Linked DNA regions of Homo sapiens: region 2 is linked to region 1. Evidence: read pairs that join two places in POLR2A ChIA-PET (ENCODE). Cell type or tissue: A673. All regions are shown on one strand.

Region 1 (8,000 bases):
TATTACAGTGATATCAGCACTTTCAAAATTGACCTATAGATTTAATTTAGTGTCAATCAAAATTTCAATAGTTTTATTATAGGGAAGATGGGTACCTTACAACCTAATTATAATATTTCAAACTAGTACAAAAGCCAAGAGCAAGTGAGAGATTCCTTAAGACTGAGAATAATGTATTTGGATATCAAGACAATTGAAAAATCATATTAAGATCCTCTGATATGGTCATTGGATAGATAATGGACCTTCAAACAGTCTCACACATATATGGATCCTTGGGATATATATTAGGTGGCATAGGAGGTCGGTGGCATAGGAGGTCATTGGATAGAAGACAGACTTGAATGAATAGCAATGGGACAGCTGACTGTCATGATGGAGGAAAATATACACCAAAGATTGAATTTCAGGTGGATAAAATATGAAAATGTGAAAGCCAAAACCATAAATCTTTTAGAAGATAATATGAGAAATATCTTTATGATTCAGGATATGGAAGGAGTTCTTAACTGAAAACTAAAAGCACTATCCATAAAGGAAAAGATTCAGACACAAAACATCAAACTACAATAAAATTATAAGAAAAAAACCTCACAAAAGAGTAGGAAAATATGCCACTTAGTGAAAAATGGTATTTGTATATAACAGCACGAACTAATTTGGAATATATGAAGAATTCCTACCAAATCATTACATTAAAGATAGACATCTCAAAAGAGAAAAAATGAGCAAAAGACAAACAGTTTACCAAAGAAGGAATCCACCTGGCTGGGAAAACATGTGAAAGGTGTTCAGTCTTCTTAGTATATTGGTAAAATGCAAATTAGAACCAAATGAGGTAACATTATTCAAGAATTAACAGTACTAATGTTGATAAAGATATGGAGCAATAGAAACTCTGATACACTACGAAGGGAATAAGTTTAAATTGATAAGACACTTTGAAAAAGTGTAATATCTTATAAATTTAAAGATCCCCATGGATCAACTTTTCTCTAACTATATTCTCTTCAGTAATTTGCCATAATACACCATAATAAACATGCAAGAATATCTTTCCAGCATTGTTGGATTTTAAAATGAGAAATGACTTAAATGTCCATCAGTAGTAAAATAGATAATCTGGGTTAAACTCAAACATTGGATACTAGAGAGCATGAAAATAACCAAAGTATAGCTATATACAATAGCATTCATGAATTTCACAAGTACAATGTTAAATGAAAGAAGCGAGAAAGAAAATTATACATATGGCTTATTTCCACTTATATAATGTTGAGAGAAAAAATATTGATTAAGTCTCAGTATTTAGGTGGATACAAATTAAGGACAATAGGAGAATGAAAAGACTAGCTACAGACTGAGAGAAATCTTTGCAAATCACATATCTGATAAAGGACTGCTGTTCTAAATATACAATGACGTCTTAAAATTAAACAAGAAAACAAGGCCAGCCATGGTGGCTCATGCCTGTAATGCCAGCACGTTGGGAGGCCAAAGCAGGAAGATCACTTGATTCCAGGAGTTTGAAACCACCCTGGGCAACTTAGTGAGACACCATCTACAAAAAAAATTAAAAAATTAACCAGACATGGTTGCATGTGCCTGTGGTCCCAGCTACTCTAGAGCGTGAAGTGGGAGGATCTCTTGATCCCGGGAACCTGAGGCAGTAGTGAGCCACGATCGTATCCCTGCAGTCCAGCCTGGGAGACAGAGTGAGACCCTGTCTCAAAAAAAGAAAAAAAAGAAAGATGCTCATCATCCTATGTCATCAAGGAAATCCAGAACACGAACCACACCAAATGCTGGAGAGAATGTGCAGCATCAGGAATTCTCATTCATTGCTAGTGGGAATGGAAAATGGTACAGCCAGCTTTGAGGACAGTTTGACAGTTTTTTATAAAATGAAACATAGTCTTACTATATAATCTAGCAGGTGTATGCCTAGGAATTTTTCCAAATGAGTTGAAAACTTACTTCCACACTAAAACCTTCACACAGATGTGTATAGCAGCTTGTTTATAATTGCCAGAACATGGAAGCAACCATGTTTGTCAGTGGGTGAATGGAGAAACAAACTGTGGTACATTCATATAATGGAATATTATTCAGTGATATAAAGAAATGAGCTATCAATCCATGAAAAGACACAGAGGAACCTTAAATGCATATTGCTAAATGAAAGAAGCCAATCTGAAAAGGCTACATACTATATGATCCCAACTATATGCCATTCTGGAAATGGCAAAACTATGGAGACAAGAAAACTATCCCTGTTGCCTGGGGGTTGGGAGATGGAGGTATGGGATGAATAGGCAGAGCACAGGGTATTTGGGGGACAGCAAAATAGTTCTCAATGATAATATGATGGTGGAACATATCAATTTATGTATGTTAAGTCCCATAGAATATATAACACAGAGTAAACCCTAATGTAAACTATGGGTTTTGTTTAATAATTTTGTGTTGATATTGGCTCATCAGTTATTAATTGTACCACAGTACAATTGTTATATAATATTTCAAACTAGTACCAAAGCCAAGAACAAGTGAGAGATTCCTTAAGATATCCAAGTTATTATAACAGGGGAAAAATGATGGAAGCAAGCCAAAGGATGGTATGAATCCAAAGTAAAAATTGGCTTCTTAGAAGTTTATGATGATAAGAATTGAGATATTTAATTCAGAGATTAAATAGATGAGACTGTATATGATGCTGATCAAGAAGATAAAGTCAAATGCTGACCCCAAAATACAGAGAGCAAAGACACAGAGACAGAAAATAGGAAAGGAAAGTTAAGAAACAAGAATAGTTGGTGTAGACTTTTGGTTGTATCTAATAGAGATTTAGAAAGGAAAGACAGTGACGAAAGAAGGGACTGTAGTAATAAAATAAAAGAAGGGGAAATTCCAGTGTAGTGAAAAAAGAGCAGATTCTTAAAGTTGGAAGGATACATTGAGTGTCAAACAGGGTAAATGGCGGGAGACAATTTTTTATATTGGAAATTTTGTATTTTAGTTAGAGGGCAAAATAAAGGCATTTTTAAATATGTGAGGATTCAAAGTTTACTCTTTACCCATCCTGTATTTATTTTTATTTATATTTTTGATATATAGTCTCACTTTGTTGCCCGGGGTGGGGTGCAGTGGTGCAATCTCTGCTCACTGCAACCTCTGCCTCCCGGGTTCAAGCAATTCTCGTGCCTCAGCCTCATGAGTAGCTGGGACCATAGGCATGCGCCACCATGCTCAGCTAAGTTTTGTATTTTTAGTGGGGATAAGGTTTTGTCGTAATGGCCAGGCTGGCCCAGAGTTTCTGACCTCAGGTGATCTGCTGGCCTTGGTCTCCCAAAGAGCCAGGATTACAGGCGTGAGCCACCACGCCCAGCCTCTTTACCCATCCTATCTTCTAGAACTTCTTATTCTTCAAAAAATAAAAACAAAATCCAAAATATCAGATGAGATAGGATTAAATAAAATGTATGCCAAAAATTAGTACAATTCATAGATAAATCTAAATGACGTATTATTATTTGTAATTAATGCTATTAATTCCTACAAAAGGAGAGACATCATGTTTAAGAGTTTTTTTAGGCCAAGTGTGGTGGCTGATGCCTGTAATTTCAGTACTTTGGGAGGCCAAGGCAGGCAGATTGCTTGAGCCCAGTAGTTTGAGACCAGCATGGGCAACATAATGAAACCCCATCTCTACAAAAAATAAAAAAACATTAACCAGGTGTGGTGGCTTGTGCCTATAGCCCCAGCTACTTGGGGGTACTGAGGTGGGAAGATTGCTTGAACCCAGGGGGTCAAGGCTGCAGTGAGCTATGATCCTGCCACTGCACTCCAGGCTGGGTGACAGAGTGAAACCCTGTGGGAAAAAAAAAAAAAAGTGTTTTTTTTCTGTTTTGTTTTGGTTTTTTTTTTGGTTGTTGTTGTTTTTTTAATGAAGACTCAAAATTTTACTTCAAGTAAATAATGGGCAAAAAGGATATAATTTATTAACCATGAAAAGATAATTAAAAAGAGCTGACCCAATAAAAACACTAGTGGAAATTTTAAAAAGCATATCGAAAAGTGGCTTGACTACTAGGTTCGTAAATGTCAGTAATCCCAGGTTTATCAATCCATTTGTGTTGCTATAAAGTAATACTTGAGACTGGGTAATTTGTAAAGAAAAGAGGTTTATTTTGCCCAAGGTTCTGCAGGCTGTACATGAAGTATAGTGCCAGCATCTGCTTCTGGTGAGGACCTCAGGAAGCTTACAGTCATGGTAAAAGGCAAAGGGGAGTTAGTGTGTCACATTGTGAGAGAGGGAGCAAGGGCAAGGGGTGGGTTTGCCAGGCTCTTTAAACAACTAGCTCCCATATGAACTCATTACCTCAGGGGAGGGCACTGGGCTACTCATGAGAGATCCAAACACCTCCCACTAGGTGCTACCTTTGACACTGGAGATCACATTTTAATGTAAGATTTGGAGGGGACAAATATCCAAACCATATCACTAGGAAATGACAAAGCATTAAAAAGTTTTATACTATGTTTATAGGAGATATTCATATATTAAGATTAGCTGAAAAGATTGAAAATAAAGAAGGGGAAGCGGAAGTGGTGGTATTCTACAAGGAAAATAGAAATGAAGTTGAAGATCTTAAAATGGGATAGGAGATGGATATTTGGTATCGATACTAGTTTTAATCTAATGAAAAGGTAATAGCCCTTTTATAAGGAAGCATCAATATGTATAAAACAAAAACTGTTAGTAATATGAAGAGAAACGGACAAGCTGCATAATTGTGGGAGAATTCAAAACACCTCTTTCAGGACTTGAGAGACCAATGAGAGAGCAAGTAACAAAAATTATAATTAAAGAATTTGAATCTCAAAATCAATGAATTTTTACAATAATGACATACACATCTTTGTATCCTGCCCACAGAAATTATTTTCCATGTCAGTTAACTTTTCTGATTTGTTGATATGAGGTTATACATGGACATTATTTGTAATTTTTATTTTCCTCTGTACTTATTTTCTCTTTTGTATTTCTCATGTTTTTTATTTTCTCTTTATTGTTTAATCAATTTTGTCTAAGATTTGTTTATTTAATTGATTTTATTTTTAACTTGGTCTTTGGTTTATTTAATCAAATCTTCCATATCTTTTTTAATTTCATTAGGTTCTGTTTTTAATTTAATTAATTTTATTCTCTCATTTACTTATGGTTCATTGGCTTTCCCCCATAGTTTCATCAGTTCAGTGCTTAGTTTGTTTATTTTCAATCTTTTGTGTTTTGTGATGTTTACATAAAGAAATACAAATTTATTTTGAAAATGGTTTTAGCCACATACCATAGTTTTTGATATGAAGTATTTTATAGTTGTTCATTTTTAAAAGTGTCAATTTTGTTTTCTTCTTTAACCAAAGAGTTATTTAGAAGTGCATTTTTAAATTCCCAAGTGTTAAAAATATAGATCATGGTTATTGAACTTGCTGTACTCAGCTGTTCCCTGGCTGAACCTGGTGTTACCTTGTACCAGGGAAGTGTTGAATTATTTCTAGGGAAAGAATTTACCAGGTAAAGAATTTGCCAGATAAAGCGCTAAACAATTAAATAAATAAAAATTTAATTGCATTTTTACTAATAACATGTTTTTCCTCCTTTGTCTTTTATTTACTTTAGTCTTACTGTTCTGATCCAAACCTTGTGTTAGATTTGAAGAACCTCATTGTGCTTTTTGCTGACACACTTCAGGTATGTGATTTCTGTTTACATATGCTCATCTAGATTGGTATTATAATCAGCTCTAAACCTTTTTCTTGACTGGGTCTGGTGGCTTTTGCCTGTAATCATAGTTCTTTGGAAGCCTGAGGTAGGAGAATTGCTTGAGTCCAAGAGTCCAAGACTAGCCTCAGAAATATAGTGAGACTCCATCTATACAAAAAATAAAAACATAAAAAATCACCAGTAGCAGTACCACATTCCTGTAGTCCCAGGCACTCTGGGGGCAGAGGTGAGAGGATTGCCTGAACATAGGAGTCCAAGCCTGTGGCAAGCTATGATCTCGCCACTGCACTCCTGCATGGGTGATAGAGACCCATCTCAAAAAAAAAAAAAAAAATCTGACTGGGTGCAGTACCTCACGCCTGTTATTTCAGCACTTTGGGAGGCTGAGGCAGGCGGATCACTTGAGGTCAGGAGTTTGAGACCAGCCTGGCCAACATGGTGAAACCCTGTCTTTAGTAAAAATGCAAAAATTAGCCGGATGTGGTGGTAAGTGCCTGTAATCCCAGCTACTTGGGAGGCTGAGGCAGGAGAATTTCTTGAACCTGGGAGGTGGAGGTTGCAGTGAGCTGAGATAGTGCCATTGCCCTCCAGCCTGGGCGACAGGGTGAAACTCTGTCTTAAAAAAAAAAAAAAAAAATCTACATAAGCTTGGATAAGTTACCTGTTAGTTTTAAGTTGGGTTTATTATTTTCCTAGGAACTAGGTCTTTTTATCTCTTTTATAGCATTTCCTGAACTTTACCCTGAGCCATTATGTTTTCATATGTAGTTTCCACCTCCTTTTTTTCTCTCACATCAAATCAATTAATTGAACTACTGACTACATTAGTTTTTCAAAATGTTCTTAATTCATATATGGCAGCTGAGTTAGTTTGCAGTTTCTTTAACTACCATCTTGAATAATGGTGGTTGATTTGAACCACATATTATATCTAATAGAATAGCATTAGAAGTGGATGAGATTCGAAGCATTTTTACTTTCTCTCCCTTCTGTGAACGCTTACTATAGGTAGTAGGACTTATAGGAAGGGATGTAGGGAGGACTTATCCCATAGTATACCCTTTATATATAGATTTTAATTTTCATCTTTTTCTCACTGGCTTAAACATTTTGCTAGGTATTATTTAATTTTTGAGAGATAAATGCTAGATATTAGGTGTGAATGAAAGATTCTACTAAATGGTTTTATTTAATTTGCTGTTCAAAGAATGTAATGTTTTTCAGTATCTTATCCCTCTCATTTTGCCAAAAAAAAAAAAAACCGAAAAAAAAACTCCTTCCTTAGACACTGAAGTGATTTTCTTATTTTGTTTCAGGTGTATGGTTTCCCTGTAAATCAGCTTTTTGACATGCTGTTAGAAATCAGAGACCAATATAGTGAAACTCTGCTAAAGAAGTGGGCAGGTATTTTCAGGTGAGAAATTATCTATAGTCATATGTGTGTGTGTTCATGTACATTAGTGTACACACATGTATTTATGCGCAAAGGTTTTCAGATGTTATAGGCAACAAGTATATGTTACTTATATTTTGTAGCTACTCTAGGTTATGATCCAGAATTCAAATAAACTGTTAGAACGTCCAAAATTAAGTTCCCAAGATATCCAGTCTCAGTGTATTAGTGTCTACTGTAGTGGGAAGTCCCCAAACCCTATTTTGCCTTTTTGTTTCCTTCGATAAATATCAGATTCCTTGGTTCATGTCATTCAGATCATCTTGGTGTCATCTTATTCTGTTATTTGGTTTTCATTTTGAGGTTCATGCCTAGTCTACAACTCAATTATAGTGAGTAACATTTGAGCACTTAGGAATAATTTAGGCTTTCGGAAAATCTGTTTGGATGACTCACTCATGTTGTTCCTCATCATCTTCCCTCTCCACACACAGCAAAGGGGCATATTACAGCCCAGTGTTTGAAGCCTGTTATTTAAGTAGTTATTGCAACATGCATACAATAATAAGAAAGTTATTCTGTCACATCTATCACTCACAGATGTCTTCTCGAACTGTGCTCTTGGCACATAATCCAGGTCAACTCATTTGACTTTCTTCTCTTTTTATACCTTTACTCCTTTACTTTAAGTGATTATGCTGCCTATTGCAAGACCCCTTTCCCTGATCAGTTTGTCCTCTTTTCAAACTCTTATAGCTTCAAGATCTTACATTAGTCCTTTACTCTTACTCTTCTCGTTTATGAACATATCTCTGATCA
Region 2 (8,000 bases), 100 kb before region 1:
GGTTTGACTGTTTATATTTCTGATAATATGCTTTGTTCTGAGATTGATTTGCTTAATATTAAGATAGCCATACCCACTTGAAGCACTTACTTTAATATTTAATATAGTACCCATAGTATTATAGACCTCTGCCAGCAACAGTTTCTCTGTGTTCGTTCACCTAAGGATGTGTTTATTCCATCTTTATTTTCAAAGGCTATCTTCACCAGATCAAGATTCTGTTAATTTTTTTCTTCAGCACTTTAAACATGTCATTTTATTGTCTACTGATTTCATTGTTTCTGATGTTAGTTGTATTCAAATTGTTTTTTCCCTAAATATAATGTGTCTAATTTTTCTTGCTGTTCTTAATGTTTTCCCTTTATTACTTGCACAGAGTTGACTAAGTATGAGGCTTTTTCTATGTGTGTGTGCATGTGCATTAGTTTTTATATTTCTTGTTGTTTATTGATCTTCTTGGACCTCTAGTTTGAAATCTTTTATCAGTTTTGGAAAACTTTTGGCCAGTATCTCCTCAAATATTTTTTTCTACTTTATCTTTTGTTCTTTTCCTTCTGGGAATCCAATTATACTTTTATCATACTCCTAGATATTAATGAAGGGGCTCCTGATCCTTTTTTCTGCACTTCAATAGTTTGGACTTACTAATGCTTTCTTCTGGTTTGTTTAGTCTACTTTTTTTTTTTTAATTATTTTTATTTTTTATTGATCATTCTTGGGTGTTTCTCGCAGAGGGGGATTTGGCAGAACATCCAGTAAGTTCCTTATTTCAGATATTACGTTTTTCAGTACTAGAGTTTCTATTTGGTTCATTTTTGAGTTTTTATTTCTCTGCTGAAATGGTCTACCTTTTCCCTCTTGTTTGATCCAGTCTTTTCTCTACATTCTTTACACATTTACAGTAGTTATTTAAGTTTTTGTCAGCTAATTTGAATATCTAGGTTACTTATGGGTCTGACTCTATTGCTGTTTGTTCTCCTGATTATGAGTCACATTCTTCTGCTTTTTCCCATGTCTCATAATTTTTGATTGTTTGCTCTTCCAACAGGGTATTGTGATCTGAACACTATATCTCCCTGTATTTTCTGGTACCATCTCGATCTTCCTACATAGTGCTTACTCAATTATAAACCTGTGGGTAGAGTTGGGAAGTGAGGTGGTAATTGGAAGGTGAGAATAAGTGGCTTTGTGTTTGGGACTCATCTAGATTCCAGTCCCCTACACTAGCCTAAGTGTCAGTATTAAAAATTTGTTGTCTCTTGGTTACAATAATGTTCCTCATCCATGGTAGATTTATTTCTTTTTCTGCTTGTGACCTAGATTTGATATCTGTCCCTAGTGATAAAAATGGTTGCCAGTCTCTGCTAACATAGGGAGGGCTCATCTCTTTGTGATACTTTGTTCTTTATTTTTCCCCATCCACATCTCTTCTGCTTTTTTAAATAATTTTTTTTCACTTTTTGGTATTATTTTTATTGAGGAAATAGTTTTGTAGCCATCTACAGCATAACTGGTGTTGAAACTCCTTTTTTTAACATTTAGTTTTAAGAAATTTCTTTCAGCTTTGACGTGAGTTGCTGAAACACTAACATGAATGGAAAGTAGCCCTAAATTTTATAGCTGCTGACTGTGTGTAAACAATAAAAGAAATTGTAAAGAATCTTTGGTTTAATAATGATTGTGTGCATATTTGACTATTTTGGGGAGGAGATGTGAAGTTGAGTTTTAGCAGGAAGAATTAGGCTACTGATGATCATTAAAACTGAGAAATAAATGGTCTTTAGCTTATAAACTACTCTTAATGGTCTGTGAGATAAAGGACTTTTCACCACTTAGAAAAAGGCTATTCTAGAAATTAACTGTTTTTAGTATCTGGAAATCTTGCTGAACTTTTATTGTTTGTTCCTTATTTTCTGCTTTTGAAACTTGCCTCTGTTTACTGTATTCCTTTGTGATAGTAGAGTACTATATGAACTTCTTACGGCTTTTCCAAATTCCTTAAAGCTTTGGGCTTTTGTGTACCAAATATTAATGCTCCATTCTCATATGCATAAATTTCAAGAGTTCAGGGAAGGAATTGTTAGAATCTTGTATGTTGTGTTCTGTTTTTATTTATTAGCAGTGTCTATTCAGGTCTAAATAGCATCATTTAGTTCCTTTAAACTTGTTATTTTGATTATTGCCTTCTTTCATATTTGCTGAATTTATGTAAAACAATCCTACCTTCAAATAATATCCCATTTGTTTTTTGTCCTTTCTGATAATTTCTTTAATGTCATTTGTTTACTGTGAATTGGAATTCTTTTCCTTTCCATTGAGCATCAGTTTCATACTTACTCCTTTCATTTTGTCACTTAAATGATTATGAAAATTTCAGTACTACGCCTCTGACCACCCACTTGAAAACCCTACTGAAGTCATATCTGTTTAACTGACCCAATATGTTTTACAGAATATTAGAAAATTTCTTTGTTTGTAAAGTTTGCTTAACTTACAAGAATTATAATATTATTAATTGTTCAATTACCATGTAAACCCCATTAAAAAGGAAGGCTGATTTTTTTCTGTGTATAGATCAGTGAATGACTGACTCTACTCTGGACTATGCCCTGGACTCTAAGATATAAAATATTCACCTAAAGACTTGGACTAAGTATTATACAGCATTTGTAAAAAATTTATTTTTTGAGAGAGAGATTTTCCAAAACTTAGATGATTTAAAAAAATTGAGTAGGTATTTTAGTCCATTTTCTACTGATTTAGCAGAATACCACAGACTGTATAATGTATAAAGAAAAGAGGTTTATTTGGCTCACAGTTCTAGAGTCTGGGACATCCAAAAGCATGGCGCTGGCATCTGGGTCATTCCATGGGCAGAAGGGTGGAAGGCAGAAGAGAGTGCACGAGATAGAGAGAAGAAATCAGGCTGAGCTAATCCTTTATGTCAGGAACTTATTCTCTTGTAAGTGATGAGAGAAAGACTTTGTTAATAATCTGGAGAAATAGCTTGAGATTTAGAATTGGAGTTAGTTCAAATCTAACCTTATTTGGGGAGCTTAAAAAAATTGTCTTTGTTTTCCTTTTCTTTTCTTCTGTGTTCTCCACCCATCCTATTCCATAATCTTAATTAATACTGTTCTGAGAATGGCAATATGTTTAAAATATCATGAGTTTAATAAGGAGAAAATGATTCCCCTGAAATAAATTTGTTTTGTCATGTTGTATTGCATTAGTCATGAGGGTGATTTTTGGAAAGTTTGGTAGATCAAATCTTGATAACATTAGGTTCAAAGAAAGTTGGCTGGGCATGGTGGCTCATGCCTGTAATCCCAGCACTTTGGGAGGCCGAGGTGGGTAGATCACTTGAGGTCGGGAGTTCAAGACCAGCCTGGTCAACACGGTGAAACCCTGTCCCTACTAAAAATACAAAAATTAGCAGAGCATGGTGGGCTACTCGAGAGGCTGAAGCAGGAAAACCTCTTGAACCTGGGAGGTGGAGGTTGCAGTGAACCGAGAGTGGGCCACTGCACTCCAGTCTGGGAGACAAAACAAGACCCTGTCTAAAAAAAAAAAAGAAAGAAAGAAAGTGAATATACTGCATTTATATTTCTGGAAAGTGATTATCTTCTAAACTTTATTTATTTGTAGAGAAAGGGTCTTACTGTTTTGCTTAGGCTGGTCTCCAACTCCTGTCCTCAAGTGATTCTTCTGCCTTAGACTAAATTTTGTATAGAACCATCACTAATATCTGGATTTTTTTCAAGTAGAGATGGATGGAAGTTTGTACTAATATAAATGAAGAGTATAATTTTTAATGTTTACTGTTTACTTCATAGGCCTGTTTAATATTGTATGTGTGTGTGTACTTGTTAACTTATGGCATATGTATATATATATATGCAGTGGTGGTATATAAAAATCCGTTTATCTTAACAGTACATTGAATATAAATAAGCTGGGTAAATGACGATTTGGGCCCTTGAAAGACTTCATTTAAAGAATTGAAAGAATGTGGAAAATTTTGTTTGAAATTTATGTAGATTAGAAATGAGACTAATTCCTATTGGCCTATGTAGAAAATAAATTATGTTAGTGCATAATAACTAAGTCTCTGAGAAATCTGTATTTAGTTCTGTCTCTCTGATTCATTCCACTGATGGCCTGTAGAGGGCATTACATGTATAGTAAATATAGCTTTGTATTTTTGGTTTTTATCTAAAGTCATTTAGTCATTTTATCTAAAGTCATATAAAGTAAATAGGTACTGAGTTATTCACATATTATATGATATGTCACACATATCGAGAGTGTTATCTTTATGATACTAGATTGAGGTAAAGGTGGTTATGAGACTATACAATTAATTCAGTTACAAAGAAGGTTTGTTTTAGTTACATTTTCTTTACGTGTCTTTTCATATTTTCTGAGGATTAAATGGAGAAAATAGGCTTATAGGGATTTCAAGAAGAAATAAATAAACCTTCCTGAAAGTTGTTTGCCTGGAATGGATTAGTTAATGACGCAGTCCTTAGTATATACATGTGCTAGTGTTATTTTTCCTGGAATGCCACTGGGGTGATTCTTCCTACCAAACAAACAGAAAAAGAATAAAGGTTTCTTCTTATTACAATGATTTTGTGAACTTAAAATGCAAAGATAATAATTTGGTTACTTTTATGTTTGAGACAAGTTAATATGATATAGTGATAACTAGTATAAACTTATAAAATGCTTTTCCTCTGGGCTGAGAGGACAATTATATAATCAAGATGAGACTGGGAAGAGATTATTAGCTGGGACTTGGGGTTGTGAAGCCCTCCCCATGGTAAACTGTTTAAGTGACATACGTTCTCATCCTGGGACTTTAGTATTCCACTCTGTAAGTTGGAGATTCTTTTTCTTTTTTTTTTCCTTTTTTTTTTTTGGGAGACAGAGTCTTGCTCTGTCGCCTAGGCTGGAGTGCAGTGGTGCCATCTCGGCTCACTGCAACCTCTACCTCCCAGGTTCAAGCAATTCTTCTGCCTCAGCCCTCCCGAGTAGCTGGGATTACAAGCACCCGCCATCACACCCTGCTAATTTTTGTATTTTTAGTAGAGACAGGGTTTCACCATCTTGGCCAGGCTGATCTTGAACTCCCGACCTCATAATCCACCCTCCCAAAGTGCTGGGATTACAGGCGTGAGCCACTGTGCCTGGCCAAGTTGGAGATTCTTAATTGTAATCTTTATAGGCTGTGTTTTGCTTTCAGATTTTATGGGATTCCTAAGTGATAGGAGATGCTTTTATTTTTACACACATGTACCATTGAATTATTACATAATAGGCTATTACTACTTTAAATGTTGTTTAATTGTCAGTAATGGGGAAGAAATAATTTGTGTAAAAGCTGGTCTTCACAGAAGACTTTATTAACTAGGAAGTGTTTTTCTCTCCCCCAAGAATGTTGTAATAATTTCTCTAACTCTATCATAGTATGGACCAGACTCAGAAATAAATTATTTTAATATAAGCTGGTTTGGATGTGATCAGTAATAGAAGTACAGTTATGTACATGAGTTATGCACATGGGGTACACCCAGTCTCATTGGTTTGCCTTCAAATCTTGTTTCTATCACTCTCTGGGATTTATAACTTGTAATCACTTAAAGCACTTCTTTAAACTTTAGTTTCCTCTTCTATAAAGTGGAAATAATGAAAGTATCTATGTTGTAGAGTTTTTGAATTTAAATAAAATAATCCAGATTTTCTGCTTACTATAGTGCCTGGTGCATAAAGAACACTCACAAACGTTATTATTGAATTCTTTTTTGTTTTCTTTTTAAGAATCAAAAGGATGGTAGGAATTTTCTCATTTTAAGGGTAAAGTAAAAATTTCAAAGTTATCTTTGACGAATCTGAAACCAGAGTTTACTCACAGGGTTTTTTTATTTAAGTGGGTTTAAGATTGTGAATAATGCTAGCTCTCAGGGGGAAGTCTCTAGGCATGTATGAGATTTATTTCAGTAACACCGACTTTGGGTTTTGTATTATACTTCTTCCTAAGTTTGTTAGAGTCACTAAATTGTTAAGGGAATCTAGAAGATCAGTGTGACAGAAACTTCCGTCAGTGTCAAATGACCAGGGACTAATAAATCTAAGATGATTTTTTTTTTCTGGCACAGTTAATAATCATTTAGAAATGATCTTTATGGAACATATAAATGAAAAAACATTCTAGCATATCAGGATTCCAGTTCTGATATTAAGGGGGAATAAAAGAGCCATAAGGGAAAAGTGTAGTGGGTGGGGGAAGTCCTTGAAAAGTTGTTAACTTGGGTAAGGGAAATACCAGTATCTCTGTGGTCTTTCAGGAACAAAAAACATCTTTTGCAGAGGGCCTAGTGTTTGAGCCAAGATATAAAGTGCCCTTCATGGCTGACTGGCTCAACCTCCAGTTTTCCTAGGGAGAAGTAGTCAGCATTGCTTCAGTATTGACAGTGGGCCGCAAAGCACTTACCAGTGGGAAGCAAGGAAATGATGGCTGAAGCAAGGAATGAATGCTGTTATTTCTTACCAGCAGATAGGTACACACCACTTGCTGGAATGATTCAGCAATTTAAAGTTAAGAGCTTTGAGACTTCATGAGTTACACACGGGGAGCATAGGAACCAGGAGGGTCAGCTCTGTTGGAATACTTCTGGGATTGCTCTGTTCCCTCCTGCTTTGAATCACAAGCTGATGTGCAGTTGTAGGCTTTTTCTTCTTTTTCTCCTCACTCCTAATCTTATCCCCAAGGATCCTTGACTATTTATAATAGAGTATTCTAGACAGCAGCAGGTAAAAATTCTCAGGTGCTGGGGGGCCAGGGGAGGGGAAGGGAGGGTAAAGAAGGTGTTTCATCTATCCCTTCAGTGTTTACGGTACTTCCATCTTTTAAAAGTGACATTATTCTATTCCACCTTGTCTCCCTGGAAAAAAGCAGGCCTCTTGTCTGGATCTTTTCGTTTTAATGATTTCCATGAAAAGGCTTTTACCCAGGCTCTGACATGACTGTCAGAACACACATTTAAATGTGAAACTGCTTAAAAGGCCATTGATATTCCCTGGTGGTAAAGAAAGTGCTCTTAAAAAAAAAAACAACCAAAAAAAAAAAAAAACCATCTGTCCGTACACAAGTTAACCCTGACTATTTTCTTTCCCTCCCACCCACTCCTCTTCTACCTAGTGTTGCTTCTCATCCTCCTCTTATTTTTTATGGGGGAGAGAGGGGCTGATGACTCAGGTTAAAGCCAGGCCCTTGTTCCAACAAAATTTGTGTGTCACCATCTCCTAGAAGCTGTCATTTTTAGACATTGATGGCTGTGATTAATTTCATTCAGATCCAAGTATACTGAGTGGGGAGGAGGAATGCTTAATTTTGATCTAAGGCTGATGTTCGATCTCAACAGACTGCTCGTTTTGAATTTGGGGCTCATCTTTCTTTATGTGTCTTGGATATGTTAGCAGAAGTCAATAACCTGTGTGACAGAATGATGCTATTAATATATACAACAGGAATTGTATGTATGTAGTATTTATAATCAAAAGCATATTTTGACATGAACTCACAAATTGTTAGTAGGAATTAAAATTTATATCAGATTGCTGTTCTATATAAGCCATCTATTATAGCAGATGGATTCTAAAGTAACAGTCAGATATTTGAAAGATTTTAATTAATTGATAGGCATGTGAATATGGAGCTGTCAACTTGGTTGGTCTATTCTATTGGTGAGAGAATATTATGTCTTAACCATTAATCACTATGTTCATTATTCTGTCTCTTTCTCACGTGGAGTATGTTGGTTTTAATGAAGAAGGAAGAGACTTAAGCATAAAATCCATAACAAGAAAAACATTATGGCTACTGAGAATTATATTCATTCATGGAAACAGTAATATAATTATCCTGATTTTATCTACTATAATCATGCACTTAAGCTGACCAAGACATTCATGGCTACTTATAAATTCTTATGATC

The links. Peaks named below come from ENCODE experiments on the same cell type or tissue, not always from the same donor. Only the 100,000 strongest peaks of a DNase experiment are listed, where the experiment ranks them.
Region 2: POLR2A ChIA-PET joins it to region 1 with 17 read pairs; 2 of 35 experiments call an interaction of 5 or more read pairs at or near these places.

What each region holds. Positions count from the first base shown.
Region 1 is chr2:72,497,656-72,505,655 of GRCh38, reverse strand. EXOC6B (exocyst complex component 6B) reads left to right here. Exons shown (of 22, transcript NM_015189.3): 12 at 5,684-5,755; 13 at 7,105-7,202. Among named protein-coding and RNA genes, the nearest start is that of EXOC6B, 320 kb to the left of the region's middle. In A673, no CTCF peak of the experiment used is centred here; a DNase peak (open chromatin) is centred at 7,645; H3K27ac peaks cover 671 bases.
Region 2 is chr2:72,602,210-72,610,209 of GRCh38, reverse strand. All of the region lies in intron 6 of EXOC6B (exocyst complex component 6B), which reads left to right. Among named protein-coding and RNA genes, the nearest start is that of EXOC6B, 220 kb to the left of the region's middle. In A673, a CTCF peak has its summit at 4,164 (motif pointing right); a DNase peak (open chromatin) is centred at 4,169; H3K4me3 peaks cover 778 bases; H3K27ac peaks cover 3,180 bases.